2 separate regions of the Homo sapiens genome follow, and region 1 is linked to region 2. A link is an interaction called in ENCODE POLR2A ChIA-PET data of the cell type or tissue named here. Cell type or tissue: Panc1. All regions are shown on one strand. Each heading gives the region's core, and the rest is flanking DNA. Links, peaks and the distances in the headings are about the cores only.

Region 1 (15,381 bases), core at 1,947-9,946, 110 kb before region 2:
TCACCCAGGCTGGAGAGCAGTGGCACAATCTCAGCTAACTGCAACTTCTGCCTCCTGGGTTCAAGTGATTCTTGTGCCTCAGACTCCCGAGTAGCTGGGACTACAGGCCCCCACCACCATGCCTGGCTAATTTTTGTATTTTTAGTAGAGACAGGGTTTCGCCATGTTGGTCAGGCTGGTCTCAAAATCCTGACCTCAAGTGATGCACCTGCCTCGGTCTCCCAGAGTTCTGGGATTACAGGCATGAGCCACTGCACCTGGCCCAAACATTTGTTTCTTATTTGCATTACATATCCATCGAGGTCAGCTATCTTCCTCCTCATTCTGTGACCAAGGCTCATAGGAGGTTTCTAACGGAGACATTTTTGTTCTCCTCAAAAAGGAAAAAAATAAAAGTGTGACATGACTCTTACAGCTTGGGTGACCAGCTATCCCAGTTTGCCCAGGACTGGGGGTTTCCTGGGACACAACACTTTAGTGTTAAAACCAGAATAGTCTTCGTCTTCAGGTAACTGAGGTTGGTCACCCTACAATAAAGCTTCTACCCGAAAGTGGCATGCACCACTTCCATTGGCCAAAAAAGTCATATGACCAAGTTTGTCATCAGGGAGTGAGCATTATAATCGTCCAGTATTGAGGGACCCTGTAGGATAAACATACCCAATAGCAATAACTTAAGCATACCCTTAGAATGACCCTGTATGGCAGACGCACCTGAGTGTGTGCTCTGAGCTAGGGAATCTGGGAGTGGCCAACCCAGAGATTCCTTCCTGTCTATGAGGAACATGTGAGCTCCACCCCACTCCCTTCCTGTCTGGTGGAATGTGGGCCGTATAAGGGATGGAGGCCATTTGTTTTAGGTTAAATGCAGGTTACCAGGTGAAGGTTGTTAAGGGGAGGGTTTTAAGTGAAAATACTGTATAAACTGCATGCTGTTTGCAAGTGGTTGCGTTTTTCCTGTCCAGTCTGCCACTGCTGGAGACTCTCCCCTGTATGTAAGCCCCAAATAAAACCCTATGTCTTTTTTTTTCTTTTGAGACGGGGTTTTGCTCTTGTTGCCCAGGCTGGAATGCAAAGGCACAATCTTGGCTCACTGCAACCTCCACCTCCCGGGTTCAAGCGGTTCTCCTGCCTCAGCCTCCCAAGTAGCTGGGATTATAGGCGCTTGACACCATGCCCAGCTAATTTTTTATATTTTTAGTAGAGATGGGGTTTCACCATGTTGGCCAGGCTGGTCTTGAACTCCTGACCTCAGGTGATCCACTCGCCTTGGCCTCCCAAAGTGCTGGGATCACAGGTGTGAGCCACCGTGCCCGGCCAAAACCCCATGTCTTATTTGCTACCTTTGGGTCTCTTCTTTGACCTCTTGAACCTGGTGCCTTCCCTACTGAGGTTAATTAGGGTTCAGCAAAACAGACCCATGGAGAGGAGCAATGAGTATTTAATAATGCAGTCTACCACAGAGAGCAAGCGGGGGGCACACTTCAGGAAGGCACACGCCTTCATTAGGAGGAAAATAGAAAAGGAAGGCCCTTCCGGACGGCAGAGCCAAAGGCCATGAAAGAGAATGGCATGAGGAACCCCCTTCCTCCAGGGGCAGGACTAAGACCTAATCTAGAAATATTCCCTATCCCCAGGATAGGGGGCCCCTTATGATGTCAGCCCAGTGGAATTTCAAGATGTCCATAGATCAATGATTACCCATATCTGCTGTCCACATGCTATTCTAGAGGCTTGCCCACTCCCTCATGCCTTGAACCTGTAAACACTGTGTAACCTTGACCAATATCATGTCTCTCATTCTTTCCTTTCTAAATAATGTTAGAAATGCAGAACCTCAGGCCTTCCCCCAGATCTGCTGAGTGTTTATTGAGATTACCCCATCCCTGTTCTTCTTTGGCCCATGGGGTATGTGGAGGGCTGATAACTAGACTTCTTAGTTCCGCATCTCCAGACCAAGAGGAAACCACATCCAGACCCAATGTAGGAACTACCATGAGATCTTGGACTTAATGTCTGATGCTTGTATTAGGGATGCAAATAATTGTGACAAGGAGGGATACTACGGTAGCTTGTGATACTATTTCAAAATATCTGTTGCCCCTCTAGGAGTGTTCCTTCCAGGTCGCTTTCTACATAGGGATTATATTTGTAACCCACTGAACTTAGGCTTAGCCATGTGACTTGCTTTGGCCAATAGAATGGGAGCAGAATGAACACATGTCACTTCTGAGGAGGAGTTTGAAGAAAAATCACATGGCTCACCATTGTCTCTTTTTCTTCTGCCTGGAGACTAGTAATGTTCCAGATAGAGCCTGCTCCTTCAGCCTGGATCCCAGAGCAGAGTTACAGCCAATCCACAACATCTGTATAGTATAAGTGAGAAATAACTGGAGTTATAAGCCACTGAGATTTTGGTGATGTTTGTTACCACAACACAACCAAGCCTACCCTTTCTTCATGATACAAGAGTAAATAGCAGGGCATGGTGGCTCATGCCTATAATCCCAGCACTTTGGGAGGTCGAGGCAGGTGGATCACTTGAGGCCAGGAGTTCAAGACTAACCTGGCCAACATGGTGAAACCCTGTCTCTACTAAAAATACAAAAATTAGCCATGCATGGTGGTACGCACCTGTAATCCCAGCTACTTGGGAGGCTGAGGCAGGAGAATCACTTGAACCTGGGAGGCAGAGGTTGCAGTAAGCTGAGATCATGCCACTGCACTCCAGCCTGGGTGACAGAGCAAGATTCCATCTCAAAAAAAAAAAAAAAAAAAAAAAGAGTAAATGAACAAGATGACAGGAGAATGCTTCTGTGTGATTCCATTTTTACAAAGTTTGCAAGCAGGCAAAACTAAACAATATATTATTTAGGAAAAAACCTGGAGTGGCAAAATTATAAAGAAAGCAAGAACATGAGTAACACAAAACTCACAAGGGTGGTTACTTTCGATCGAGGGTCAGAGAAACACAATTGGAGAGTTCTAAACTACTAAATTATATTTACTGTCTTGTGTGTGAATTTTACAACTTAAAGAAAAAGATTATGCCTGTAATCCCAGTTACTTGGAAGGCTGAAGTGGGAGAATCATTTGAGGCCAGGAGTTTGAGGCCAGCCTTGGAAAAATAGTGAGACCTCATCTTTAAAAAAATTTACTTAATTAGCCAGGCGTGGTTGTGCATGCCTATAGTTCCAGTTGCTCTAGAGACTGAGACAGGAGGATTGCTTGTGAGCCCAGGAGTTTGAGGCTGCAGTGAGCTATGATTGTGCCACTGTGCTCCAGCCTGGGCAACAGAGAGAGATCCTATCTCTTTAAAAAAAAAAAAAAAAAAGAAAAGAAAAGAAAAGAAAAAAAGAGCTTGCCAGACTGTTTTCCAAGTGACATACCAATATCTTCTGTCCATGTGCTGTTCTAGAAGCTTGCCTTTGGGAGGCTGAGGTGAGTGGATCACAAGGTCAGGAGTTCAAGACCAGCCTGGCCAATATGGTGAAACCCCATTTCTACTAAAAATACAAAAATTAGCAGGGTGTGGTGGCATGCGCCTGTAGTCCCAGCTACTCAGGAGGCTGAGGCAGGAGAATCACTTGAACCCGGGAGGTGGAGGTTGCAGTGAGCTAAGATCTAGTCACTGCACTCCAGCCTGGGCAACAGAGAGAGACTCCCTCTTGACAAAAAAAAAAAAAAAAAAAAAAAAAAAAAGAGGAAGCTTGCCCACTTCCTCATGCCTTGAACCTGGGAAAACTCTGTAACCTTGACCAATATCATATGATGCCATATGGTGCTCTGTGACTTCTGAGGCCAGGTCATAAAAATGCCATGCACTTGTGCTTTGCTTTCTCGGGACACCTTCCCTTGGACCCCAGTTACCAGCTAGTCTGATGAAGCCCAGCTAGCCCGTGTGGAGAGAACACATGGAGGGACCACGTGTAGGTGTTTGGGCTGAAAGCCCAGCTGAGGTTCCAGCCAAACCACCAGACATGTGGGTGAAGACGCCTCCGGATGACTCTAGCCCCCAATTGTTGAGTCATTCTCAGCTTTCAAGTCTTTCCAGCTGAGGTCTCAGACACCAGGGAGCAGAGGCTAGCCACCCCTGCTAGTTGCTGTCTAATTTCCTGACTCAAAGACTCTGTATGCAAAATAAAATGGTTGTTTTGTGCTACTTACATTAGGGGTGGTTTGTTATGTAGCAGTACATAACTGAAATCATTTATACATGCACACACACAGAGTTTGTGTGTGTGTGTGTGTGTGTGTGTGCACGCGCACATGTGTGTATGTATAAGAATTTCTCCCTTGGGCCCTATAAAAATAACATTAGATGGTTAGTTGCCCACAGAATGCTCTGTGGGAGACCCTGAGGGGTAGAAGTCCTGTAGGGGAGAAAAACAGAAAAAGACTATGAAGTCTAGGGTTTGGTCTTTGAGAAAGAAATTCTCCCTTCTTCTATGGTAAAGAAGAGGAAGGTGATTCAGTATTTGTGGCCAGAGAGTCCCACTAGACCGTTTCTTTCATGTGATCATTCACTGGTTTATTGAAGAATGAGTTCATTCATTACACAGTGGCTGATCATCTACAGGCATCAGGCTGTGAGTGGAGACCCCAATGTGTCATGGTACCTACCTCAAGGTTTGGACTCTCAGAGCCCAGAAGGAAAAGATGGAGAACAAGTGAATAGAGTTTGCTCCACAGAGTGTTAGGATAGTAGCAGGCAGGAGGTGCTGTAGAACTCCAGCCAGGTCTCACAGAAGACATCTGGGGTGTTCGAGAAAAGCTGAGTATTGGGAAAAAGGCTGAGGCAGGGCTTGCATGGCTGACATAATGTAAAACAGTCTTGGAACATGCCTGGGGTCCAGGGTCTAAAACCCCTCATGGCCTTTGGAACACCAAGCTCTGTGCCAAAGGGTGGAAACCTGCCCTGCCACACCACAATCTAAGCCCAGGGCATAAAACCCCTTGTGGCTTGGACAGAATCCAGGGCTCAGGGCTTAAAACTCCTTGTGGCCTCTGGAATGTGTCTAGACTTGCTGGCTTCTTGCTTCTAGCACTCCCAGGCTATTAGATCGATTGTAACTTAAACTAGAAGAACATGTTTCCCATTATCTCAAGTAGCAGAACATGTTCCATATGCTTCAAAGAAAATGCTAAACTGTCACAGTTGTAGATCATGTGCTTGATACACTGCTTTCTTTCAACCCCCACATCCTCACCACCTGCTTCTTTGTTTGATCACCAATAAATAGTGTGGGCTTCCAGAGCTCCGGGCCTTAGCAGCCTCCATACTAGCATTGGCCCCCTGATCCCACTTTATGCACTCTTGTCTTGTCTCATTCCTTTAACTCCACTGGACTTCGTAGCCCCCATGGCCTGGTGTTGGGTCTGATCACCCCAACATGGGGCCCCACCATCAATTCACATCTCCTTCCTCAACTGTATAGAATCTGGAGCAGAAAGAGCTGTGAATCTCAAGACTTTCTGCCGCTTGTTTATTCAGAGTCCAAACTCCCTAAGTATGGTGACCTCACAAGTATCCAGACACATTTTCCAGACTTCATGGCATCTGGAGAAAGGACGACTAACACAGCTGTGCCATGCCACTGTGCAATCAGGCACTCAGCTGCAGACACCAAAGGGAACTGTTTCACTACAGCTTGACTTGGCCTCTTGGCTGGCCCGTGGCTCTCTTGGCCTGCCGCAACAGGTACCCTTCACTGAAAAGGTATCTTGCTGAGCACAGGTTTCTGCCCAGCCCTCCTGCTGTGGCTTAAGACCTCCAGCACCTCCTATTTACTTGTGTGAGCAGGCAGCCATGTTCCTCCAGGCCTTGGGAAGGAAATATGATAGGAGAATGCCTTGGTGACAAGGATGCCCAAGGTATTGGGTTGAATTGTGTCCCCCCAAAATATATGTTCAAGTCCTAACCCCTGGTATCTGTGAATGTGACCTTATTTGGAAATAGGGTCTTTTGCAGATGTAATCAAGTTAAGATGAGGTCATACTGGATTAAGGTAGGCCCTAAGGCCAAAGACTGGTATCTTTATAAGAGAAAGGAGGAGGAGATTTGAATACGGAGAGATACACAGGGAAGAGGGCCAAGTGCAGATGCTGGAATGATGCATCTACAAACCAATACCACTAAGGATTGCCAGCAACTACCTGAAGAGAGGAGAGAGGCAAGAAAGGGATCCTCCTTCATACCCCTCAGAAGGAACCATGATTTTGAACTTCTAGCCTCCAGAACTGTGAGAGAACAAATTTCCGTTGTTTTAAGCCCCCAGGTTTGTGGTACTTTGTTACAGCAGATCTAGGAAACTCAGGGAAAAAATCCTAAATATTGCATAGCTTTCTCTTTCCAAAGAGAGGATATAGAGGAATGGTCACAAACACAAACATTTTAGTGATGCACACACCTGGTCCAAACTCTGAATCAATCATTCACTCGTTAATGTCTTTGGATGCATGATTGAACCCGAGTTTCCTTATGTGCAAAAGTAATAAAATGTACTCTTCAGATAATGTATGTAAAGTGCCAGGAACATAGCAGGTATTATGTAAATGGTAGATAATACCAGTATACTAGCCTCAGATTCCATTCTCTGCAATTACCAAGGAAGTCTTCCTTTTCCCTGGGATCCTGCATTAGGACAGAAGCAAGCAGAGTGCTGTTATTTCTATATCATGGGGGGCTTCTGGAAGGAAAGAGTTAGCACATGCTTGAAGATAACCAAAGCTAGAGTCTGTATAGACATAAGGAGGGTGAGGCAAAGTGGGGAAGCTAAAACTTCTCTGGAAAATTGTGGAAAAGCCTATATTCATTTGAAATACAAGGGATATTAGTCAATTATGCTGCATTTAGTGAAATGCCTCCTTCATGTGCATTAAAACAATGTAATGTCTAAGATCATTGTTTGTTCTTAGGAAGGGAGTGTTTGGCATTAATTTTACCCAAGAGTAAGCTACAGACTGTCAGGAAAAGAAACAAGAGGCCCTCAGGAGGAAGAGGAGGCATATCATACACCAGAGGTCAGGACCTCCCAAGTGGTGAGACTGGGGATGCCCAAGTCTGCCCTGGACAATTCTGTTGAAGCCTCCTAATATGGTGTTATTCTACACCCTTAATTAACATTTCTGGAAAATGTGCTATGGACAATGATTCTAAATGAGTTTGCCATAACGGGTGGATGGGAGTAGAGGCAGAGGTGGAGGGGTATTCTAAACTGATAACAACCTAGTAGGAAGGAGGATTTCCTTGAAGGAGGAGGTGGAGAATCACACCAATGATGGAGGAGGGGCTCTCTGAGCTGGAAATAACTGGATGCATTGAGTCTGGAAAGGAAGGCCAGGATCCAAGATGCCCATAGCACCCATGTTTTTTCTTTTATCCAGTAGACTTACATTTAGGCTGTATATTTTTGGGGAGGAATGTACATACTCATATGATAAAATTACAGAGAAAAGCATGGGAATGGTTAACACAAAAATCAGAATAGTGATCCCTCTCGGGGGATGAGAGGGCAATGAGATGGGGCAGGGCCTGCAGGTGCTTCTGAGGTTCTGAGAATACTCTATTTCTTCAGCTGGGAGTAGGATACAGACTGTTCATTTTGTTAGCATTCTTGAAGCTTAACATATACATTATATGCTCTCCTGTGTGATATGTTTCTCAATACAAATTGGAAAGATTGTTCATCACTGAAAAGTCTATTAAGCAAAAAAACTGTAAATAATCAAGTGTTCATTGTTAGCAATCTAGTTAAATAACTTATAAAATATCTGTTGAGCAATATACCAAATAGTCATTAAAAATAATAATTTAATTTTACTTTGTTGACATGAAATGATGTCTAGAATATATTAAGTGGAAAAAGCAGCCTAAAGAACTATTTGTACCAAGTGTCCATCAACAGATAAATATAAGAACACAATGTTGGCCGGGCGCGATAGCTCACTCCTGTAATCCCAGCACTTTGGGAGGCCGAGGTGGGCGGATCACAAGGTCAGGAGATCGAGACCATCCTGGCTAACACGGTGAAACCCCGTCTCTACTAAAAATACAAAAAATACAAAAAATTAGCCGGGCGTGGTAGCACATGTCTGTAGTCCCAGCTACTCAGGAGGCTGAGGCAGGAGAATCGCTTAAACCCGGGAGGCAGAGGTTGCAGTGAGCAGAGATCGCACCACTGCACTCCAGCCTGGGCAACAGAATGAGACTCCGTGTAAAAAAAAAAAAAAAAAAAGGACACAATGTTATATATAAATACATACAAAGAAAGGAAATTCTGACACATGCTATAACATGGATGAAGCTTAAAGGCATTATGCTAAATAAGCCAGACACAAGAGGGCAAATACTGTATGATTCTACTCAGATGAGATACCTAAAGTCACCAAATTATGCAGGGACAAAAAGCAGAATGGTGGTTGTCAGGGGCTTGGGGGAGGGGTAATGGGGGTTCTTATTTAATGCAGGGGTCCTCAACCCCTGGGCCATGGACTGGCACCTGTCCGTGGCCTGTTAAGAACCAGGCTGCACAGCTGCACAGCTGCACAGCAGAAGGTGGTTTCAGAGGTGGAACAGTTTCATGCTGAAAACATCCCCGCTACCCACCCTGTCCGTGGAAAAATTGTCTTCCATGAAACCAGTCTGGTGCCAAAAATGTTGGGGACCACTGACTTGATGGGTACAGAGTTTCAGTTGGAGAAGATGAAAAAGTTCTGGAAGTGAATCGTGGTGATAGATGTATAACAATGTGAATGTACTTAGTGCTATAGGACTGTACACCTAAACATGCTTAAAATGGTAAATTTTGTTATTTATGTTTTACAACAATAAAAAAACTGTATGTATAGTATGAATACTCCCCTTTCTCTTTGTGTTTATATGTGTGATGTGATGTGTGTGTGTGTGTCTGTGTGTGTGTGCATGTGTGAGAGAGAGAGAGAGAGGCAGAGATTAGTTGAGAACGCATATATAGGAAAAGAGTCTGGCAGGACTTATATTAATATGTCAGCAGTGGTTATCTTTTGGTAGTCAGATTACTGGTGATTTTTATTTACTTCCTTATACTTCATGCTTTTCTATATTCTAGGAGTTTTGGTTATGAGCAAATTTTTCATATGTAATAAGAAAAAATAAACCTGACCTCAAAAGAAAGGAATTCCATACTCTATCAAGAAGCAGCAATTTTTGGCCGGGCGTAGTGGCTCACACCTGTAATCCCAACACTTTAGGAGGCTGAGGCAGGGGGATCACTTGAGGCCAGCAGTTCAAGACCAGCCTGGCCAACATGGTAAAACCCCATCTCTACTAAAAATACAAAAATTAGCCGGGCATGGTGGCGTGCGCCTGTAGTCCTAGCTACTTGGATGGCTGAGGCACGAGAGTCACCTGAACCCAGGAGGTGGAGGTTGCAGTGAGCTGAGATCATGCCACTGCATTCCAGACTGGGTGACAGAGTGAGACTCTGTCTGAAAAAAAAAAAAAAAAAAGCAGCAGCAATTGTGACTGATTAAACAGACCTGACATACTCAAATGAGCAAGATAAAAGAAAATGAAAAGGAAGTTATTCTCCAATAAAAGTAATGCATTCAGTAAGCACCGGAAATCAATAAGGTGAGACAGGCCGGCTTTAGCGTCTCTTCTTTGACATTCTCATGCTCATGTGATAATCGAACAGCTTCTGAAACTGCTCCTATTCTTTTATTGCTAGTCTTAGAACCACTCCCCAACCCCTGGCCTTCCTAAATGTATTTTTAAAAAATCAATTCCAACTGGGTGCGGTGGCTCACGCCTGTAATCCTAGTACTTTGGGAGGCCGAGGCAGGTGAATCGCTTGAGCCCAGGAGTTCAAGACAAGCCTGGGCAACGTGGTGAAACCCTGTCTCTACAAAAATTACAAAACTTAGGTGTGGTGTTGTGTGCCTCTACTCCCAGCTACTCAGGAGGCTGAAGTGGAGTTAATACTCCCTTCTTGAGCCCGGGAGATCAAGGCTACCGTGAGCCAAGATCACACCACTGCACTACAGGCTGGGCGACACAGTGAGACCCTGTCTCAAAAAACAAAAACAAAAAACAAAACAAAAACCCACCCCCCCACACAAAAACAAACGAAAATCAATTCCATAACTTCCTCCAGTCTTACCTGTAGGGTACATTCTGCCCGAATGCCCGAACAACCTTTATATTCCTGACAAACAGCAAACTTGGGGCCTTTAACACCCTTCTTCACACACTCTGCTTTTTCCTGGATATCAGCATAGCCTCAGGACCCTAGCCAGCTTTCCTTTCAGCCTTCAGGTTCAAAAGATTTCTTTCCATCTGTGTGCTGTATCTTCCAGCATTCCTATTTTTGAAATAACCTCAGGCTTTGGTGGTAGCCGTGAGCTTAAACCTTATTGCTCTGCCTGCTCCAGTTCCTTGAAGCCTGGCCTACTGTTCCCTCACTGCAAGCTCAGTCACTTCTGACTGGTGTAGCTTCAGCCTCCTGATCATGCAAACTATGGCACAGGCATATTATGAATAGTTAGGCAGCTATTAATATGTTTGCCCTGGGAAAATACTCTTTTTGAAATTATCTTTTTTGGGCCAGGCACCGTAGCTCACATCTGTAATCCTAGCACTTTGGGAGGCTGAGGCAGGCAGACTGCTTAAGCCCAGGAGTTCAAGACCAGCCTGGGCAACATGGCAAAACCCCGTTTCTACAGAAAAATACAAAAATTAGCCAGGTGTGGTGGTGCACACCTGTAGTCCCAGCTACTGGAGAGGCTGAGGTGGGAGGATGGCTTGAACTTGGGAAGTTGAGGCTGCAGCGAGCTGAGATTGTGCCACTGCACTCCAGTCTGGGTGATAAAGTGAGACCTTGTCTCAGAAAAAAAAAATACAGATCTGTTTTGAATTGTTTAGATTCAGGAGGTATATGTGCGGGTTTATTACATGAGTTATATTGTATAATGCTGGAGTTTGAGCTTCTATTGAACCCATCACCCAAATAGTGAACATTGTACCCAGTAGGTAGTTTTTCTTTTTCTTTTTTTTTCCGAGATGGAATTTTGCTCTTGTTGCTTAGGCTGGAGTGCAATGGTGTGATCTCAGCTCACTGCAACATCTACCTCCCGGGTTCAAGCAATTCTCGTGCCTCAGCCTCCCGAGTAGCTGGGATTACAGGCACATGCCACCACGCCTGGCTAATTTTTGTATTTTTAGTAGAGATGGGGTTTCACCATGTTGGCCAGGCTGGTCTCAAACTCCTGACCTCAGGTGATCCACCTGCCTTGGCCTCCCAAAGTGCTGGGATTACAAGGCGTGAGCCACCATGCCCGGCCCCCAGTAGGTAGTTTTTCAATCCTTCCCTCCCTCCTTCCCTCCCTCCCCATTTTTGGAGTCCCCAGTGTCTGTTTCCATCATTATGTCCATGAGTACCCATTGTTTAGCTCTACTTATAACTGAGAACATGTGGTATTTGATTTTCTATTTCTTCATTAATTCATTTAGGATAATGGCCTCTAGCTGCATTCCTGTTGCTGCAAAGGACATGATTTCATTATTTTTTTTTAATGGCTGTATAAAATACTCTCGATCCACATTGCATATACAGTCTTGATTTCAAATGAAACTTAAAAAGGCACAGGACAAAACTAGGAAAGAAATATTTAAAAAATATTAATAGTTTGCTTCTGGGTAGTGAGATGATGGACACTTCCCCCCTTTGTCTTTATTCTTATACGTTTCAAGTGTTCCACAGTGAACACAAATCACTTAAAATCTGGAGGAAAAAGCTTCAAACAACTTCCTACACATAAAAGAAGAAACAGATTACACCTGGACTTGGGGCTTTAGTCTTAAGTGCTAGGCTTCTGTGTATATCACGGTGGCCCATTGAGAATGTGACCTATGTTTTGTCTTTTTGTTGTAGCATGAGTTTCCTGTTTGTGCTGGGATGGGGCAGAGGGCAGATAAGTCCTTAGGTTTTTATATCTGTGTTCTTCATGGTAAAGCTCTAGTATGGAGAAAATGAGCGAAAAAACTCTTTGTTTTGGGAGGAGTTAGTGTTTTTTTTTAAAAAGGCTGGCCGGGCGAGGTGGTGCATGCCTGTAATCCCAGCACTTTAGGAGGCCGAGGTGGGTGGATCACCTGAGATCAGGAGTTCACGAGCAGCCTGACTAATATGGTGAAACCCTGTCTCTACTAAATACAAAAAAATTAGCCGGGCATGGTTGTGGGTGCCTGTAATCTGAGCTACTTGGGAGGCTGAGACAGGAGAATTGCTTGTACCTAGGAGATGGACGTTGCAGTGAGCTGAGATCGCGCCATTGCACTCCAGCCTGGGCAACAAGAGCGAAACTCTGTCTCAAAAAAAAAAAAAAAAAAAAAAAAGGCCTTGGAGTGGTTCTTAGGGGCTGGTGTTGAAGGGACAAGCTTTTCAATGAGACACTGCTGTCTGAATCCAGTTCCCGCTTTGAATGGAAAAGGCTGCATAAATGCCTGGAAGACCTGGGAACCAAGAGCCAATGCACTGGGAGACCAAGAGGGGCCCCCAAGTTCATGGAGGACCTGCGTTCCACAGCTGGCCTGGGCAGGGGACAGTGGAATGAGGTTTTCCTTCGGCCACGGACCCTGCAGCAGGAAGAAGGAACTGCGGCTCTGCAATAGGAGACTCAAGTTTCCCATTTCCCATTGACAGTAGAGTCTGGTGGACTTCCTTGGTGGCAGATTCCTCTGCGATGGCAGCCTGCCCTCCTACCTAATTTCTGGGGATCAATTACTGCCCTCGAACCCACCATCTCTGGAATGGCACCTGCGACTGCTGTGCCATTCTGTATATTATGGGGTAGCCGGTCGTACTTCTCAAGCCCATCCCTATGAGAGAGTTAAATTCTCCAATTCATGGTTCAAGAGGTTTTTTTCCCCTTTCATTTCATCCATACCACTGTCTGCCCAACATTGTGACAAGAAATTCAGGGCTGCCTTCCCAAGTTATGAGTTGTGACCAATGATCAACCTAACGAATTTTGATCAGATCTGTGGGTCAGAAAATTGGAACAGGAAGTAATCTGTAGGCGTCTCCCAGGGACAAATAAATAGCCAGTTTGGATTTCCTCCAGGTCTGGTCTAGGCAGGTAGGTGGTCAGAACCATGCCAGCTTGTCTAGCCACAGCGAACATTTTGTGAGGATGTGAGTGGGTGTCAAGTGGCTCGCCTGGGTGGGCAGATGTACCCCTCTTCCTGGATCCCCTGGCATATGGGCATTGGTGAGACTGCAGAGCTGTGACCAGGTACAGCAGAGAAGAGAGCCCCAAACATGGAAGAGGGCATGATGGGAGATGCTGGAGAGGAGAGAAAATTTCCATTTGGCTTTTTGAGCTTCTTGTCAGGTCCTCAGAGCACAGCAACTTGGCAGCTCTCTGCGTGCCCCATTCCTAGTCTTCCTTCATGAATTTTTCATTTCAGGCAAAGAGCCCTTATCTTTCGCTGGAGCTGCTTTCCCATCAGCTGGTGACTAGGCAGATGAAGGTTGCATTAAGGCAGGAATTATCCATCCCTTGAGAGAGAAATGGCACTCTGTGCCCTTGAAAGGATGGCTTCTGCGCCACCACCCATTACTGCAGGCTTCTGTCCAACGTTGGATTGCTGTTTTTATTGAGATATTGTTGAGGGCTGAAAGAGAAAGGCTTCAAGGGCAGATACTATGGTCTTGTCTGAAGAGTGAGGTCTTTCCTGCTGCCAATCATTGGACATGAGGGGGCTCCACAGCAGGAAAGAGGAATTAAGAAGGGACTTGGCCTGTCACAACCCAGATTTCCAGGAGTCTCGATGTCCAGGGGCACTCCTGAGGGATGGAGGGAGTTAAGGATGTCATCTCTCCTTGTCCCCATCCCCTGGGCCCAGAGCAGGAGAAGCTCCTGCTGTGCACCTCCTCGGGCCATGTTCCTTTCTACAAAGGGAGTCCATACACCCACCCAAGACTAGGCTCCGTGTACCAGGACCCCAGAGTTTCTGTCCAAATTACAGCAAGCCCTCTTCTGTGCCTGCGGGGCATCTTCATTTTCTCTAGGTCTCTCTTCCCAAGAGTGGACCTCACTACCTGTGTTCACATGCTAGGTACTAGGAGTGGCCAAGGGGTAGCTGTTTTCAGGGTTGTAAGGGGTGTGGGTGTGGAGGAAGCTTGGATGTGTGAGCTGGAGTATCCACACGTATGTGAGGCTCCTCACGATCTGAAAGGATGAGCGTGGGTGGGTGGACCTGGGGCCAGAAGTGGAGAGCCAGGGGAATGGATCTCCAAGGAGGCTGAAAATCCTAAAAGTCAACCTGGTCTTTTAGGTGGTTATGAAGGTATCTACCTCAAGGCGGAAGGATGGAGCATACTTCATTTAAGGGTTTATCAGCTTGACTGAACAACTTGAAAATATGCAGACATAGAGTATGTGAGCTTCCATTCGTTCTCTTGCCTGGCGCCCCACAAATGTTGGTGGGCTTAATTTGTAAGTGGGGAGCTAGGGAGTCCTAGTCCTGGGGTCCCTGATGGACTGGGTAGAGGGCGAAGAGCTGCAGGAAAGAAGTCAGACCTGGCAAACTAAAGTTTTGACTCACGGTGTCCCCTGAATCTATCTTCGTTTTCTTAGTCCTCAGCTTTTAGGACAGTGTGATTGGAAAGTTCTGGCAGGTTTGTTTCTTTCTTTTTTTTTTTTCATTCCTTCTTATTAATAGCGGGTTTCACTGGGAAGCCGCATGGTGGCAATAGATGGCCCCAGTTGGAGAGGGAGCAGCGCCACCCTGAGGCCATGGAGGGAATGGCAGCAGGAATGGGGGTGAGCCCAACGGGGCCTGCCTCTCAGGAGCCCATGCACCAGGCACGCCCCCACCGTGATTCCACGACCATGGCTAAACAAGAAGGGGCTGTATTCTTACCCTCTTACCAAAAATAGCATTTTCACCATTGAAGCTTCCCAAAGAACTCTCAGCTGTTTGCTAACCATGAAAATCAATCCTTGGAGTTCCAGAGGCGGCCAGTCCCCAACTTCCCAGTGGTCACTGTGTAACCCCTGCCCTACCTCATCTTCAGAAACCCCATCATCACTGCGCCAAACCCCAAAGGGAAGTGGAGATGAAGGAAGGGAATTAGCTATGAGCAGCTTAGAAGAGCTAACCCGGGGGTGGCTTCTCAAGCAGAACTCACATGCTTACAAAGGGGCTTCAATAGATCCTTTACCCTTTTCACTTAACACTTTTAAAAATGGTATCACGCTGGCCTAGCGCAGTGGCTCATGCTTGTAATCCCAGCACTTTGGGAGGCTGACGCAGGCGGATCACCTGAGGTCAGGAGTTCAAGACCAGCCTGCTAACACGGTGAAACCCCATTTCTACTAAAAATACAAAAAATTAGC
Region 2 (17,380 bases), core at 5,696-13,695:
AACAAAACAAAACAAAAACAAAAAAACCCAAAAGACTCCATAAGAAACTCCTCTTAGAACTGATTATGGATGGAGGAAAGTTGCAGAATACAAGATCGACATACAAAACTCAGTAGCGTTTCTATAAACAAATAATGAATTGCCTGAAAAAAAATAAAGAAAGCAGTCCCATTAACAGTAGCTACACATACATGCAAAATACCTAGGGATTTAACCAATAAGGTGAAAGAACTCTACCAGGAAAACTAGAAAACACTAATGAAAGAAACTGAAGAGGATACAAACAAAATATGCCACGTTTATGGATTGAAAGAATTAATATTGTTAAAATGACCATACTAACCAAAGCAATCTAGAGGTTCAATGCAGTCCCTATGAAAATACCAATGACATCCTTCACAGAAATAGAAAAAGAAATCCTAAAATTTACATGAAACCACAAAGACCCTGTTATTAGTCTGTTCTCACATTGCTATAAAGAACTACCTGAGTCTAAGTAATTTATGAATAAAAGAGGTTTAATTGACTCACAGTTCCACAGGCTAAACAGGAAGCATGATTGGGAGGCCTCAGAAAACTTACAAGCATGGCAGAAGGCAAAGCAGAAGCAAGCGCCTTCTTCCCGTGGTGTCAGGAGAGAGAGATTGAGAGTGTGAGGGCGGAAATGCCACACACTTTTAAACCATCAGATCTCATTAGAACTCACTATCACGAGAACAGCAAGGGGGAAATCCACCCCCATGATCTAATCAACTTCCCTAGGTCCCTTCCCTGACCCATGGGGATTACAATTTGACATGAGATTTGGGTGGGCACACAGAGCCAAACTATATCAGACCTCAAATAGACAAAAGAACAAAGGTGGAGGTATCATACTACCAGACTTCAAAATATACCACAAAGCTGTAGTAACCGAAACAGCATGGTACTGGCATAAAAACAGAAACACAGACCAATGGAACAGAATAGAGAACCCAGTAATTAATCCACATATCTATAGCCAACTGATTTTTGACAAAGTCAGAGAACATACATCAGAGAAAGGACAGCTCTTCAGTGAGCTGAGATTTTGTCACTGCACTCCAGACTGGGTGACAGAGCAAGACTCTGTCTCAAAAAAAAAAAAAAAAAAAAAAAAGGAACTGTCATATGATCCAGTGATTTCACTACTGGACATTTATCCAAAGGAAAGGAAATTGGTATACAGAAGAGAATAAATGGTGCTAGGAAAACTGGATATCCATATGAAGAATAAAACCAGATCCCCTTCTCTTGCCCCGTACACAAATAAACTCAAAATAGATCAAAGACCTAAAGGTAAGACCCAAAACTTTAACACAACTAGAGGGAAATATAAGGGAAATGCTTTAGGATATTGTTTAAGGAAAAGATTTTATGAACAAGAAGACTTCAAAAGCACAGGCAACAAAAGTAAAAATAAACAAATGGGTTTATATCAAATGGAAAAGCATCTGCACAGCAAAGGATATCCTGCAGAAGAATGGGAGTAAATATTTGCAAACCTTTCATCTGACAGGGGATTAATATTCAGTATATACAAGGAACTCAAACATCTCAATAGCAAAAAAAACAATCTAACTAAAAACGGGCAAATGATCTGAACAGACTTTTCTCAAAAGAAGACATACAAATGGTCAACAAATATATGAAAAAAAGCCAGCTGCGGTGGCTCATGCCTGTAATCCCAGCACTTTGGGAGGCTAAGGTGGGTGAATCACCTGAGGTTGGGAGTTCGAGACCAGCCTGACCAACAGAGGAACCCCATCTCTACTAAAAATACAAAATTAGCTGGGCATGGTGGCACATGCCTGAAATCCCAACTACTCGGGAGGCTGAAGCAGGAGAATCACTTGAACATGGGAGGCGGAGGTTGCAGTGAGCTGAGATCGCACCACTGCACTCCAGCCTGGGCAACAAGAGCAAAACTCCGTCTCAAAAACAAACAAAACAAAACAAAACAAAACTATATATATATATATATATATATATGAAAAAATGCTTAACACCACTAATCATCAGGTGTATGCAAATCAAAACCATGATAAGGTATCATCTCACCCCAGTTAGGAAGACTATGATCAAAAAGACGAAGATAACAAATGCTGGTGAGAATACTGAGAAAAGGGAATTCTTATACACTGTGGGTGGGAATGTAAACAAGTACAACCACTATGGAGAATAACATGGAGGTATCTCAAAAAACTATAAATAGACCTATTATACAAGGCTTGGCATGGTGGCTCATGACTATAATTCCAGCACTTAGGGAGGCTGAGATAGATGGATCCCCTGAGCGCAGGAGTTCAAGACCAGCTGGGCAACATGACGAAGCCCTGTCTCTACCCAAAATACCAAAAGTAGCTAGGTGTGGTGGCAGGCGTCTGTAATCCCAGCTACTTGGGACATTGAGGCAGGAGGATCACTTGAGCCCAGAAGGTGGAGGTTTCAGTGAGCCGAGATTGTGTCACTGCACCCCAGACTGGGTGACAGAGCAAGACTCTGTCTCAAAAAAAAAAAAGGAACTATCATGATCCAGTGATTTCACTACTGGACATTTATCCAAAGGAAAGGAAATTGGTATATAGAAGGGACACCTGCACCCTCACACTTATTGCAGTATTATTCACAATAGCCCAGATATAGAATCAACTTAGGTGTCCAACAACAGATTAGTTGATAAAGAAAATGTGGTATATGTACATAGTGGAATATAACTCATCCATAAAAAAGAATGAAATCCTGTCATTTGTTGGCAATTTGGATGGAACTGGAGGGCATCATGTTAAATGAAGTAAGCTAGAAACAGAGTTAGATACTGCATATTCTCACTCATATGTGGAAGCTAAAAAAAAAAGTTGGTCTCCTAGAAAGAAAAGTAAAACAGAGGCTAGAAAGGGTAAGGGGAAAGGAGCCATAGGGAGAGATTTGTTAAATGATACAAAATCACAGCCAGATAGGAGGAATAAATTCTAGTACTCTATATCACTGTAGAATGACTATAGCCAACAACAATATATATTATATAGTTTCAAATAGCTGGAAGGAGAACTCTGAATGTTCTCAATACAAAGAAATGATAAATGTTTGAGATGATAGATACGCTAATTACCCTGATCTGATTACTATACAGTGTATGTATCACAGCATCACTATGTACCCTATAAATATGTACAATTATTATGTTCCAATTTTAAAAACTTTAAAAGTAAAAAAATTTAAAAGAAAAAAGTGAAAAAATGAACAAAACAAAGAAGAAAATTCAACATATGAAAGTGTGTTGTAGGGACAGATTACGGGCAATTGCATTGGTTGACTTTCACAATCATTAACCATATTTTGAAGTCTTATATCACAATGAAGAGCTGCTTTTTTTCTTTTAGGACATGGCTCTCCTTGGAGAATATGTTCACCTTCATTTTCTTTCTTTCTTTCTTTTTTTTTTTTTTTTTTTCAGACCAATGACCTCTGAACTTTTTATTGGCCTCCTGCTTCCCAAAAGTTACCTGCTTCTGCTGGCTCAACGCCTCAGAACTTTGGTGTCATTGGTCTCAGACCCCACTTTGCCATCCACCAGCCTGCCGATGGTGCTCTTTTGGATGGTTTGTATGGAGTTGCTGCTGTACAGGGCATCACCGAGAATGAAGTCCTCCCTGTCTTCCAGCAGGCAGTGGTAGGTGGTGAACTCAGCTTCCAGCTTGACCTTGATGTTCATCAGGGCCTCGTACTCTTGGGTCTGGTGCTGCCCCTCTGTCTGGGTCTGTGCCGACTCTGACTCCAAGTGCAGCAGGACCCCATTGAGCTGCTCCCTCTGCATGGTGTAGTGAACCTCCACCACCCTCAGGCTGTTCTCCAAGCTGGCCTTCAGATATTGAGTCCAGGTCAATCTCTAAGGACTGAAGTGTATGTCTCAGCTCCGTGAGCATCATCTTAGCAGCTCCATGGACTGCTAAGATGACATTTACATCTAAGCGGACTGCGTGGTGACCACTGTGGTGCCCTCCTCAGTCTGCTGGGACCAGTACTTGTCCAGCTCCTCTCGGTTCTTCTGAGCCAGCTCGTCATACTGGGACTGGATGTCTGCCCTGATCTTGCTGATGTACCGAGATCTGGGGGCATCTACCTCCACGATTAACCCACAGCTGGCAATCTGGGCTTGTAGGTCTTTTACTTCCTCTTCATGGTTCTTCTCCATGAAGAGCAGCTCCTCCTTGAGAGCCTTGATCTCTGTCTCTGGCTGCAGCCAAGTGACATCAACGACCTCGCAGATCTCATGGATGTCACTCTCCACAGACTGGCGCATGGCCAGCTGTGTCTCATACTTGACTCTAAAGTCATCAGCAGCAAGACGGGCATTTTCAGCCTGAAAAATGATGCAGGCATTGTCCACAGAATTATCTGAGCCCTTAGGTTCTTGATGGTCTTGAAGTAATGCCCCTAGTCTCTGACCTGGGGTCCCTTCTATGCCAGGTGTTTCCAGATTTTGCTCTTGAGCCTCTGATTCTTGGTCTGCAGGCTCCTCGCTCTGTCCAGGTGGGAGACCAGGCAGTCATTCAGGCCTTGCATGTTTCCTTTTTGCTCTGGATGCCCCCCATTCCCGCCAGACCCTTGGCCATCCCTGCAGCCAGGTCCCCGGACTCCCAGCCTCCTTGGAAGCTGGTGGAGCAGGACATGAAGATCCAGGAGAATAAGCCCCCAGCACCTGCATAGACACTGGCCACGCTGCTCGTGAGCCAGACACTGTGCCTGGGTGACAGAGCTCAGCGACCAGTAGTTGGTGGAGAAGGTGGTGGAATGAGAGATGAAGCTCATGTTGTCTCGGGAGGAAAGAAAGGGGACAGGATTCAGGTTCTGTCCCCACCTTCATTTTCCACGTAGCACTGCTCTTTTTGAAATTCTTCTGGTTTGATATATGCTGACATGAGCATTCCCTATTAAAATTTCCCATCTTCTGTCTTTTGTGCCATGCTTCTATGTTTGTTGTTGTTTGTTTCTTTTTTAGACAGAGTCTTGCTCTGTCACCCAGGCTGGAGTGCAATGGTGCAATTTTGGTTCACTGCAACCTCCACTTCCTGGGCTCAAGCAATTCTCCTTCATCAGCCTCCCAAGTAGCTGGGGCTACAGGCACATGCCACCGTGCCTGGATAATTTTTGTGGTGTGTGTGTGTGTGTGTGTGTGTGTGTGTGTGTGGACAGATTTTGCCATGTTGGCCAGGCTGGTCTCAAACTTTTGAGCTCAGGTGATCTGCCCGTCTCGGCCTCCCAAAGAGCTGGGATTATAGGCATAAGCCACCGCGCCTGGCCTTGTATGTTGTTTTGGGTATGCAGAAATCCATTCTGCATGCCCCAGTAAAGGGGCCCCAAATTTGGTGGAAACAATACTAGTGATTGAATAGCAACATTGTTGCATAGGTGTCTTATTATTCTACCAGGCACATAATTATTTTACAACGATTCAGTAACTTTGTTAGCTTCTTCAGGTAAATATGCCTTTAATTCATCAAACACTCTTGGAATGTCATCAGCTGGAAGGAACATCAATGTAGACAAATTATGCCTTCTTAAACTGAAGTTATTGTTGTTGCCATATTGCTTGGCCAGTCCACTCATCTGAGTTTTCCACCAAATGCACTGGACTGAATGGAAAAAAAACAAACTTTATTGGAAACACCTTGAAATTCACTTTTAGTAACCTTGATCACACCTAATTCCAAATCTGTCATTATGGTTTGGGGATTCAATTGAAATCCATTTTCTTCTGCATAGTTCACCAAATCTTCAAATAAACTTTTATAAATTGCATCACTTTTTTCAGTCATTAATACATAAACAAGTGGATAAGTTCTAGGGTTTTCAGACCCAACAGGGGCATGAATTGTATATAGTTGATTTAAAAAAAAAATGAGTGACAGTTTTGAAAGTCCCATTTATGACTGGGCACAGTGGCTCACGTCTGTAATCCCAGTACTTTGGGAGGCTGAGGCAGGCGGATCACCTGAGGTCGAGAGTTCAAAACCAGCCTGACCAACATGGAGAAACCCCGTCTCTACTAAAAATACAAAATTAGCCAGGCATGGTGGAGCATGCCTGTAATCCCAGCTACTTGCTACTCGGGATGCTGAGGCAGGAGAATTGCTTGAACCTGGGAGGCAGAGGTTGTGGTGAGCCAAGATCGCGCCACTGCACTCCAGCCTGGGCAACAAGGGCGAAACTCTGCCTCAAATAAAAAAATAAAAATAAAAATAAAAAAGAAAGTCCTATTTATTCGCCAAAGTGAAGTATGTGCAAGTTTTTTTTAATGTTAGAGTTAGTGATAAACATAAAAATTCTATCTTCTTCAACAGTCAAACCCCTAATCAAGAATAGTTTGGCTGAGTGCAGTGGCTCATGCCTGTAATCCCAGCACTTTGGGATGCCAAGGCAGGAGGATTGTTTGAGCCCAGGGGTTTGAGACCAGCCTGGGCAACATGGCAAAAATTCTTTCTCTACAAAAAATACAAAAATTAGCCAGGTGTGATGGCACATACCTGTGGTCCCGGCTACTCAGGAGGATGAGGTGGGAGGATCATTGGAGCCTGGGAATTTGAGGCTGCAGTGAGCCATGATCATACCAGTGCACTCCAGCACAGGTGAAGAGTGAGACCCTGTCTCAAAAACAAACAAACAAACAACAACAACAACAAAAACTAGCTCACCATTTAATGTGTTTTGCTGGAGAAGCCTCAGTATCAGCGAGCATCTTTGGTTCAGAGGTCGCTGAGCTTGTTGGATTCTTTTTACTCCCTGATGAAGCACATTTTTTGAAAGCAAGCATGGCATGATGTGTGAAGGGGCAGAAGTCCTACATGATTCAATAATTCGGTAGAGGAGATTTCTTGCATTTTTTTTTTTTTTGCCAGCAGTTTCACTTCTATCATCTTCAAAACATTTGCTGCAATTGCATTTGGAAAGTGGTTCTGGCCTACAAATTTTTTAAGTATATGCTGTTTATTTGAAAGTCTGGTTATTGCCTGGCCATTGCAATTAAGTGATTTTCTATTTTCACAGAACTAAATTAGGTTCACACATCCACCCTTTGTGAACTCGGAACCCATATGCATCTCCTTGAGCTGTGCTTCATTTCCAAATAAAGACAGTAACAAGGTAATAGTTCCACCTAACATGATCTGTGATAGTGATTTTCAGGATTTTAGAATTTATGGATTTTGATCTTTTAGGATTTCAACATTCAGGGTTTTGTCTTTCGGGATTATTATCCAAAACTGCCTGACATATCTTCTGATTAAACTAGAAGCTCTGAGGGATTCCTTAGACCTCTTGGTGTTCCCATGGCCTGGCTGAATACCTAGCACAGGGTGGCATGCAATGTTAGTGAAGGAGAAGTCTGCTGGGGAGGTAAGAGGCTGGGTGCATTTTGAAAAGGGATTCATCTCCAGCAGATGCCAAGCTTGGGGCTGGGAGGAGAAACCACAGACCAGGAACATGTGTTCCCTTGGCAGATGGGCCTCTTGGGGTTGATCTGCTCCAGCAGGAGGCTAGGTTCTGACATCCAGCCTCATTGTCTCAGGCCCCAGTCCAAAGTCCCTGCCCTGATCAGTCAAGACCCGCATCCTTTGCTCTTCTGAAGGCTGGACTTGAAAGTCTCATTATCCTGGGAGAGTCTGATTTTCACCTGGCACTCAGGTCTCCAAAGATCCTAATAGTTTTTCTAGTTTCTACAAATGTTCTCAGCCCTGGGAATGGGACTCATGTTCAAGATGCATCCTTTATCACTTCCATCTGTGTGACCTTGGGCAGGTTCCTTCTAGACCTCAGGTTCCCATCTGCACTGCAGGATGCACTGTGCCTGCTCTGCACCCTTCCTCGCTCAGCAGCATGAGCCAGTGCATGCGCTGCCTGTGTATTAGTCTGTTCTCCCACTGCTATAAAGAAAGACCTGAAACTGGGTAATTTATAAAGAAAAGAGGTTTAATTGGCTCACGGGTCCGTAGGCTGTATAGGAAACATGGCTGGGGAGGACTCAGGAAACTTACAGTCATGACAGAAGGCGAAGGGGAAGCAAAGCACCTTCTTCTCATGGCGGCAGGAGAGAGACAGAGTGAAGGGGGAAGTGCCACACATGTTTAAACCATTAAATCTCGTGAGAACTCACTATCATGAGACCAGCAAGGGTGAAATCCGCTCCCATGATCAGTCACCTCTCACCAGACCCCACCTCCAACGTTGGCAATTACAATTCCACATGAGATTTGGGTGGGGACAGAAATCCAAACCATATGGACCTGTAACCCCTAAGGCTCTACACCACTTCCTGAGGGCCTGCATGCAGGGTGCCCTGCTGTCATCTATGTTAGCTCATTTTATTCTCAAAGCAATTGAGGCAGGTCCTCACTGTTACCTTTGTTTTTCTTCATTGAAATCTCATTTTAAATATATATAATTTAAACAATTCACACTCCCACCTGTAATCCCAACAAGTAGGGAGGCTGATGTGGGAGGATTGTTTGAGGCCAGGAGTTTAAGACTAGCCTAGGCAACATAGTGAGACCCTGTTTTTACAAAAAAAAAAAAAAAAAAAAAAAAATTCAAAATTTCAAAGCTCTAAAAGGTACACTCTGAAAAAGTCTTCCTCTGGCCTGGTGTGGTGGCTCATGCCTGTAATCTTAGCACTTTGGGAGGCTGAGGCAGGTAGATCACTTGAGGCCAGGAGTTTGAGACCAGCCTGGACAAAATGGTGAAACCTCATCTCTACTAAAAATACAAAAATTAGCTGGGTGTGGTGGTGGGTGCCTGCAATCCCAGCTACTTGAGAGGCTGAGGCATGAGAATCACTTGAACCTAGGAGGTGGTGGTTGCAGTGAGCCCAGATTGTGCCACTGCACTCCAGCCTGGGCAACAGAGTGGGCAACAGAGTAAGACTCTGTCTCCAAAAAAATAAAAATAAATATATAAATAAAATAATTATTAAAAAGTCTTCCTCCTTCCCCTTTTCCTTCCTCACCACCCAATTTTTCTTCCTGGAGGGAACCCGAAAGCCCATTTTTTGTTTATCTTTTCTGAGACATTTTTTGTTTTATGCATACACAAGTAAATGTGTGTAAATGTTATGTCTCTCCATCTCCTGCCTCGATTGGTGGCACGCTATACATGCATTCTGCACCTTGCCTTTTTTATTAACAATATACCCCATCCTCGTTATTTTAAATGAGAGGACTCTGAGGTTCGGCTTATGAAGCCTAGCTGGTGAATGCAGGTCTCTTTGAATGCACAGCCCGTGCCTCTCCTAAGCGGGGAGGCTCTGACTGCGAGGGAGCGTCAGCTGGCCTGGGCCCCCTGGATGTGCCCATTCAGGGCCTCTCCTCAATGAGCCCTGGGCAGCTCTGACTGCCACATCTCCTGGTGCCAAGGGAACTGGGAAGGAACTAACCAATGGTCCGGCCTGGCAGAGGGTCCGAGGACCTGGAGAAAAAAGGGCTTTGTTCCACACCCCCTGAAGACTGGCAGGAGTTGGCCTGCCCGGCCATGCTGCCTTTCTCTGCACCCTCTATAAGAGCAAAAACATTTTCTCTTCCTGCCAAGACCTGATGGCAGCCTGGCAGGTCCTGTGGTGGCCCCTCCGAGGGCCGGCTCCCACGCCTCACCGCCTTTTGATGGCCTTGCTGGAGATGGGCAGCTGCAGTGGTCCCTGCCAAGGCCTCAGGACTGGCCTCCCTGAGAATGTGAGATCCCAAGTCTGGATCTCATTGCCACACTGGGAAGGAACTCTCCCTGCCCGTGCTCTGGGCCAACCAGCCTAGTGGGGATTGGCGCAAGGGCTGGGGGCCAGGGAGAGCTGGCCAGCCTGAGCTAATGGGGAAGCATCATTGGTAGTTAAATGTGTAGTTATGTTTTTCCCTACAAAAAGCCCCATGACCTCTTCTTCCTCAGGCTCTCCTCTCTTCAAAAGCAGCTCAGCCTGAAAGGTCCCCTGGGAGGCTGCAAGCAGCTTCCGGTGCTGCGTGCTTGTGAGTGCTTACTCCTGGGTCCAGGCCTGCTGGCTGGGCTGGAGGGGAGTGCCAGGAGCCAGGAGCTGCCCGAAGCTCACAGCTCCAGTGGGGTTTCTCCTCAGAGGAGCCAGTGCCCCAGCCCGGATTTACTCTCTTTGCTCTCAGACGCTAAGCAAGGCGTCCAGCAGGTCCATCCCTGAGCAAACAGCCAATGGGCAGGGTCTCTGTGCCTCATCCTCCCAAGTGTGAAATGGTCACAACAAGGAGATTTGTTTGTTTGTTTTTTTCCATGTGCTTCAAAACACTCTTCCATAATTGAGATTTTATTGGTTGTGTTGAGGCTCAATACACAGACATTTCAGTTTGCACACAGTTCTTATCATATGTACTGAAAATCTAAAAAGCCATGTATTGTAATTCTTTTTAAAAGTTATTCCAGTGACTTTCCAGCTTAAAATTTGGAGGTAAATTTTCCTTAAGAGGCTATCAAGTACCAGTATTTTCACATGTGGATAAGCTGTTACAAACATCCCACCAATACACAACTGAACAGCAAATACACCACATACTCAAATTTTCAATCTTTCACAGCACGTTAACAAAGTTACTAGGAAAACAAGACTACCACGACCAAGGATGTTACAGAGTGCACACAATTCTCACAGGGACGGCCGTGATCAAGTGGATTTCTTTAGGAAACAATTCTGCTAAAAATCAATATGAGTAGGCCCGGCGTGGTGTCTCACGCCTATAATCCTAGCACTTTGGGAGGCCAAGGAGGGCAGATCACCTGAGGTCAGAAGTTCGAGACCAGCCTGGTCAACATGGTGAAACCCTGTCTCTACAAAAATGCAAAAAATTAGCTGGGCATGATGGCAGATGCCTGTAATCCCAGCTACTTGGGAAGCTGAGGCAGGAGAATCGCTTGAACCCGGGAGGCAGAGGTTGCAGTGAGCCGAGATCACGCCACTACACTCCAGCCTGGGTGACAGAGCGAGACTCCATCAAAAAAAAAAAAAAAAAAAAAATTAACAACAACATGGGAATAGAAGTAATTTAAAATGCCCAGGACATTAAATGCAGGACTGTGACTCCATATTGCCATTTAGTATGCTTTCTATTATAGGATATAAACACTAACCCTCCATCTATGGAATGTTAAGCTGACACCCAAGACAGTCAAAGCCTCCCAGAATTCAATAGCCCACACTATTTTCTGGTTGTACCAAAAAACAAACAAGCAGCAAATGGTTTCACCTTTTTAAAATAAGCATTTACACTTAAAAAATGAGATTAGATGTGATTCCCTCCTTCTTAAAAATGTTTCTAGGCCGGCCATCGTGGCTCACACCTGTAATTCCAGCACTTTGAGACACCAAGGCAGGCATATCTCTTGAGCTCAGGAGTTCGAGACCAGCCTGGGCAACAAAGTGAGACCCTGTCTCTACAAAAAATGCAAAAAAGGAGCCAAGCATGGTGGCATGCACCTGTGGTCCCAGCTACTCAGGAGGCTTAGGTGGGAGGATGGCTTGAGCCTGGGAGGCAGAGTGCAGTGAGCTGAAATGGCACCACTGCACTCCAGCCTGGGCATCAGAGCCAGACCCTGTCTCAAAAAAAAAAAAAAAAAAAAAAAACACTATTATTTTGTAAACTTGCATTTACAAAATAGTTGATGAAAATATATACTCGATTGTACAAAAAGGGAGATGGGGACCACTGATAAAACATGGTATGTGATTTAATCAGACTTGGCTTCCTTCTCTCCAGCTTCATCAGAGGCTGATTTTAGTTTCTCCGTTTTCTGCAGGTAAATCTTCTTTAGTTTCCTAGTTAGCCACTTAGCCTGTTTTCCCTTTGCCCCCCTTTCCCTTTTTGTTTGCACTTTTTTGTCCGAAGATTTATCCTTCTCTGCTGCCTGTTTCAGCTTTGTTTCCACTTTTGCAAGAGCAGGTTAGTTGACAACCGTGCCAACCTCCTCCTGGGCTCTTCCTTGGCAGCAGCGTCTGTGGAGCTGATCTTCCTCTTCCTCTTTGGCAGTGGGGAGGGCGTATGCCCAGTGTTGCCGGCCGTGGAGGAGCTGGGCTGCCTCAATGCTCACAATAAAAAGATTTGATGAAGGTGAGGAGGATTAAGGGAGGAGACCACCCCTCATATTGTCTTATGCCCAATTTCTGCCTCCAAAGAAAGAAGAAGTAAAAACTAAAAGGCAGAAATGGAATCTACAGGCAGATAGCCCAGCACTGCGCCCTGGGCCTGGTAGTTAAAAATCAACCCCTGACTTGGCTGGGCGTGGTGGCTCACGCCTATAATCCCAGCACTTTGGGAGGCTGAGGTGGGCGGATCACCTGAGGTTGGGAGTTGAAGACCAGCCTGACCAATATGGAGATATCCCGTCTCTACTAAAAATGCAAAAAATTGGCCAGGTGTGGTGGCATATGCCCGTAATCCCAGCTACTCAGGAGGCTGAGGCAGGAGAATCGCTTGAATCCGGGAGGCGGAGGTTGTGGTGAGCCGAGATTGCGCCACTGCACTCCAGCCTGGGCACAAGAGCAAAACTCCATCCCAAAAAAAAAAAAAAAAAAAAAAAAGAAAAATCAACCCCTGACCTAACTGCTTGTGTTATCTGTAGATTTCAGACATTGTATGGAAAGGCATCATGAAAATCCCTGTCCTGTTCTGTTCCATTCTGATTACCGGTGCATGCAGCCCCCAGTCACGGATCCCCTGCTTGCTCAATCAATCATGACCCTTTCACGGGGACCTCCTTAGAGTTGTAAGCCCTTAAACGGGACAGGAATTGCTCACTTGGGGAGCTCGGTTTTTGGAGACATGAGTCTGCCAGTGCTCCCAGCTGAATAAAGCCCTTTCCTTCTACACCTCAGTGTCTGAGGGATTCTTGTCTGCAGCTCATCCTGCTACATGATGAAGCCGGGAGAGGAGCAGGCTGTAGCCCAGCCTCTGCTGGGAGAAACTTTGCCGGAAGAGCAAAAATAGAGGGGCCTGTTGGTGGCAGGTGGGGAGAGGAGAGAGCTTTGTGTTGGCTGGGGTCCACACTCAACCCAAGTGTTACCAGAAAGAGGTCCTGATCCAAACTTCAAGAGAGGGTTCTTGGATCTAACCCAAGAAAGAATTCAGGCATGTCTGTAGACTGAAAGCAAGTTTATAAAGGAGTGAAGGAATAAAGAATGGCTATTCCAGAGGCAGAGCAGCCCTGAGGGCTACTGGTTGCCCATTTTTGTGGTTATTTCTTGATTATATATGCTAAACAAGGGGTGGACTATTCATGCATCCCCTTTTTAGACCATATAGGGTAACTTCCTGACGTTGCCATGGCATTTGTAAAGTGTCGTGGCGCTGGCGGGAGTGTAGCCATGAGGACGACCAGAGGTCACTCTTGTGGCTATCTTGGTTTTGGGGGATTTTGGCCGGTTTCTTTACTGCAACCTGTTTTATCAGCAAGATCTTTATGACCTGTATCTTGTACCAATCTCCTATCTCACCCTGCAACTTAGGATGTGTAACTGTCTGGAATGCAGCCCAGTAGGTTTCAGTCTCATTTTACCCAGCTCCTATTCAAGATGGAGTTGCTCTGGTTCAAATGCCTCTGACACTGGGACGTCGGCCCCCAAATGTGGTACCAGGGGGACATGGCCCAGGGCATCTTCAGCATGGGCCTGTCCTGTGGGGGATGGCAAGGAGAGACATCAGTGTTCTGGATGTAGGTCCGGTCCGGTACCCCGAGAATGGAGTGCCCCAACGTAGGTCACAGCCCACTTGAAGCAGCTGCAGATGGCAGCCTTGTAGAGGCAATGCAGCCTGCAGCCTTTCCCAGTGGTGCAGGGGCCAAGAGAAAAACATTCTCTTTGCCATCTGAAGGTCCACTGAGAATCACTGACAAAAGGCAGACTAACAGGCCAAAAAGCATACAAACTTATTTGATCACAATTTTATGTGACAGAGGAACCTTCAGAATCAAGACCCCAAAGATACAGGGGAAGCTGTCTATTTTTATGCTTAGGTTCAGAAAAGTATGAGTGGTTGTGCAGAACTATGATTGGACAAAACTCTAATGCTAATAGGTTGAGTGGGGAAATGCAGCAAGTCCTGTCTGTATATTTTCTTCTTGGCCTCTCTACGCAGCATTCCTTCCTTCTGGGTATGGGGCAAGACCCTCTCTGGAACGGGGATCTTGTGACCTACTATCAAACAAAGTAGGTTAGATAATTTCTTTTCTTTTTTTTTTTAAGACAGGGTCATTCTGTTGCCCAGCCTGTAGTGCAGTGGTGTGATCCTGGCTCACTGCAGCTTTGACCTCCCAGACCCAGGTGATCCTTCCGCCCCAGCATACCCAGTGGCTGGGACCACAGAGCATGCACCACTGCACCTGGCTAATTTTTAAGTTTTCTGTAGAGAGGAGGTTTCACCATGTTGCCTAGGCTCATCTGGAACCGCTGGGCTCAAGCCATCCACCTGCCTCCTCCTGACTAAGTGCTGGGATTATAGGCATGAGCCACTGCACCTGGCCTGGTCAGATGATTTCTTTACAGCCATGTTTTACACAGAAAAAGGGAGGAAGTTAGAGTAATATTTTGGGGTTTGATGGCTGGCTTTGGGGAAAAGGGGTTTGGTTTCTAAGACCTGCTTTAGGGAAGAGAGACTCTAGTTTCTGTGGCTAGCCTTGGGGGCCAGAAACAAGAGGCAGGAGAAGATGAGATCGAAACTTTTGCTTCTGAGGCTGCCCTTGAGGCCTCCAATTTGGAGGAGCATCTTTTGAGCCCCAGTCGCAGCATAGGGGAAAATGGTCATAATACTTGCAGAGGGTAAGAAGAAGGCTATGGGTCCCCCCGGGGAAGTTCAGGACAGCAATTGTGCAGGAGTTCTCTGGGAGGTACTGGAAAGCAAGCAGGGGACTGTCACCCCAGGAATGCAGGAACCAAGGTTCGGTGCTAACTCAGAAGGGGGAGGGTGTTGGGAGACCCTCCCGATCCTCCCTTCCAAACACATCCTTCAGGGAGTTCAGGCAGCAAGTGGGCATCCACGTGCTTCTTCATGGAGAAAATAGAGTTTTCTCTGGCATGGGGTTTTGAGAGTTCGGCTGACATCCCTGGCAGCTGAAAGGCATTAAACCTGCAGCCAGAAGGCCTTACGGAGAGACATTCAGAGTGTGCTGTGTGTGATTCAAGCAGTCTGACCTGTCTCTGAGAGCCACTGTGGTTTTGTTGAGATGGGCACTGGGCACTTGTGCTTTGTTAGTCCTGGATGAGCTTGTTTCCCCATGGGACTTAGAGCTTCTCCTGGTCACCTTCATGTTCCGTTGGCATCCAACACAGGCTTGCCAGGTAGGACATGCTCAGTATGAGGATGGAAAATTTAATAAACCATTTGAAATTTTCCAGAGCCATTTTGCAAGTATGAATCAACTGAGGCTTGTAAATAATTAGAGGGATCTGTCTGGTGTAGGACACCCTACTTTTGTTCTTTCCCCTCCCACCCTAGTAGAAAAGAAATTTTTAGCATGATAATGAGGCAAAGTCAGGTTAGGAGAGGTCATGAAAAAAGGTTTGGCCTGGCGCTGTGGCTCACGCCTGTAATCCCAGTACTTTCGGGGGCTGAGGCGGGCGGATCACGAGGTCAGGAGATCGAGACCATCCTGGCCAACATGGTGAAACCCCGGCTCTACTAAAAAATAAAAAAAATTAGCTGGACGTGGTGGCATATACCTGTAATCCTAGCTACTCGGGAGGCTGAGGCAGGAGAATCACTTGAACCAGGGAGTCAGAGGTTGCAGTGAGCCGGGATCGTGCCAGCCTGGCAACAGAGAGAGACTCCATCTCAAAAAAAAAAAAAAAAAAAAAAAAAGGAAAAAGAAAAAAGGTTTGTCTGCCTGCAGATTCTCACCTTGGTGAATCTGAAAGACCCAAGCCCCCTAGAGTAGGTGAGTCCCCATCTCTGCCCACTCCTCTAGGATGGAACCAGGAACAAGGTTCCAGGACCACACGTGGCAGCTGTCAGGGTGGCACCAGGCTTGCAGGGAGGGCAGAGAGGACAAAAAAGGGAAAGGGAGGAATACCAGAGAGAAAAAGGGATGCCTGGATCTCTATGCAAGCCTACCCTTATGGGAAAAATAAAAAGTAATATTTTGCACCACCCTATGAAATTGCTCATTGACTAAGAAGATTTTGTTCCAGGTAAGGAATAAGATCCGCAGTACCTTCTTGAGTATTGCAATGAGGGAGTTAAGCTGCCAAGCATGTTGCTAATATTTTGAATGAACCCAGGAGATATCACCCCCCAAAATGCCACATTGGTATGCTGATTGCTTCAAACTGAAGGCTTCTGGGAAAACAATGGATACACAGAGGGGCTTTTCCTGAATTTCCCTTATCTGAGTAAAGGTAGATTCTCCAGAAGGAAGCCAATTGTCATGAAAACCCTCCCTAGAAATTTGTATCTATCAGGAAGATTAACATGAGGACTCAAACCTAGGAGAGATTAAAGTTGACATTTCATCCAGACAGTCTATTACCTATTCTTCTGAAGTCTCATCTTCTTTTTTTCTTTCATAACCATTTGTATGTTGGCCTATATATCCCACTTCCCTCACCCCCATGAAGAAGGATATACAGTCATGTGATGGGTAGGGATGTTTCAGTCAATGACAGACCACACGTAAAATGGTGGCCCCATGAGAATAAAATGGAGCCAATTTTTTTTTTTCTTTTTTTGAGACAGGGTCTCACTCTTGCCCAGGTTGCAGTGCAGTGGCCTGATTCATGGCCCACTGCAGCCTGGACCTCCTAGGCTTAACCAATCCTTCTGCCTCAGCCTCTGAGTAACTGGGACTATAGGTGCATGCCATCATACTGGGCTAATTTTTTAAATTTTTTTGTAGAGACAGGGGTCTCACTATGTTGCCCAAGCTGGTATTAAACTCCTGGCCTCAAGTGATCCTCTCATCTTGGCCTCCCAGAGTGCTGGGATTACAGGTGTGAGGCCATAGGCCTGGCTGAGCTGAAAAATTTCTATCGCCTAGTGACACCTAGCCTTGGTAATGTCATAGTGTAACATATTTTCTACAGTTAGACATGTTTAGATATGCAAATATTCACCATTGTGTTACAGTTGCCTACAGTAGTCAGTGCAGTAACATACAGTAAAGTTTATAGCCTAGGAGTAATAGGCTATACCTATAGCCTAGGTGTGTGGTAGGCTATGCCATCGAGGTTTGTGTAAGGGCACTCTATGATGTTCTCACAATGATGAAATTGCCTAATGGTGCATTTCTCAAACATGTCCCATTCCTTAAACAGTAATGATTAGAGAATGTCATTGGGTTACTGGGTATTCGCTTTTCTGTGATGCCTCTGTTGGGGGTC

The links. ChIA-PET counts read pairs that join two places held together with the same protein. Peaks named below come from ENCODE experiments on the same cell type or tissue, not always from the same donor. Only the 100,000 strongest peaks of a DNase experiment are listed, where the experiment ranks them.
Region 1: POLR2A ChIA-PET joins it to region 2 with 9 read pairs; 3 of 35 experiments call an interaction of 5 or more read pairs at or near these places.

Annotation. Positions count from the first base shown.
Region 1 is chr15:89,057,076-89,072,456 of GRCh38, reverse strand. It overlaps CARMAL (coronary artery disease region linked MFGE8 regulatory lncRNA), which reads right to left. Exons shown (of 4, transcript NR_183882.1): 2 at 2,266-2,366. It also overlaps a transcript of ABHD2 not described here. Among named protein-coding and RNA genes, the nearest start is that of ABHD2, 24 kb to the left of the region's middle. RefSeq lists enhancers at 4,075-4,124, 4,175-4,224, 12,622-13,122. In Panc1, for the core only: no CTCF peak of the experiment used is centred there; no DNase peak of the experiment used is centred there.
Region 2 is chr15:88,947,212-88,964,591 of GRCh38, reverse strand. It overlaps the pseudogene LOC124903572 and the pseudogene KRT18P47. Among named protein-coding and RNA genes, the nearest start is that of MFGE8, 43 kb to the right of the region's middle. RefSeq lists enhancers at 14,411-14,470, 14,481-14,570. In Panc1, for the core only: no CTCF peak of the experiment used is centred there; no DNase peak of the experiment used is centred there; H3K27ac peaks cover 2,584 bases.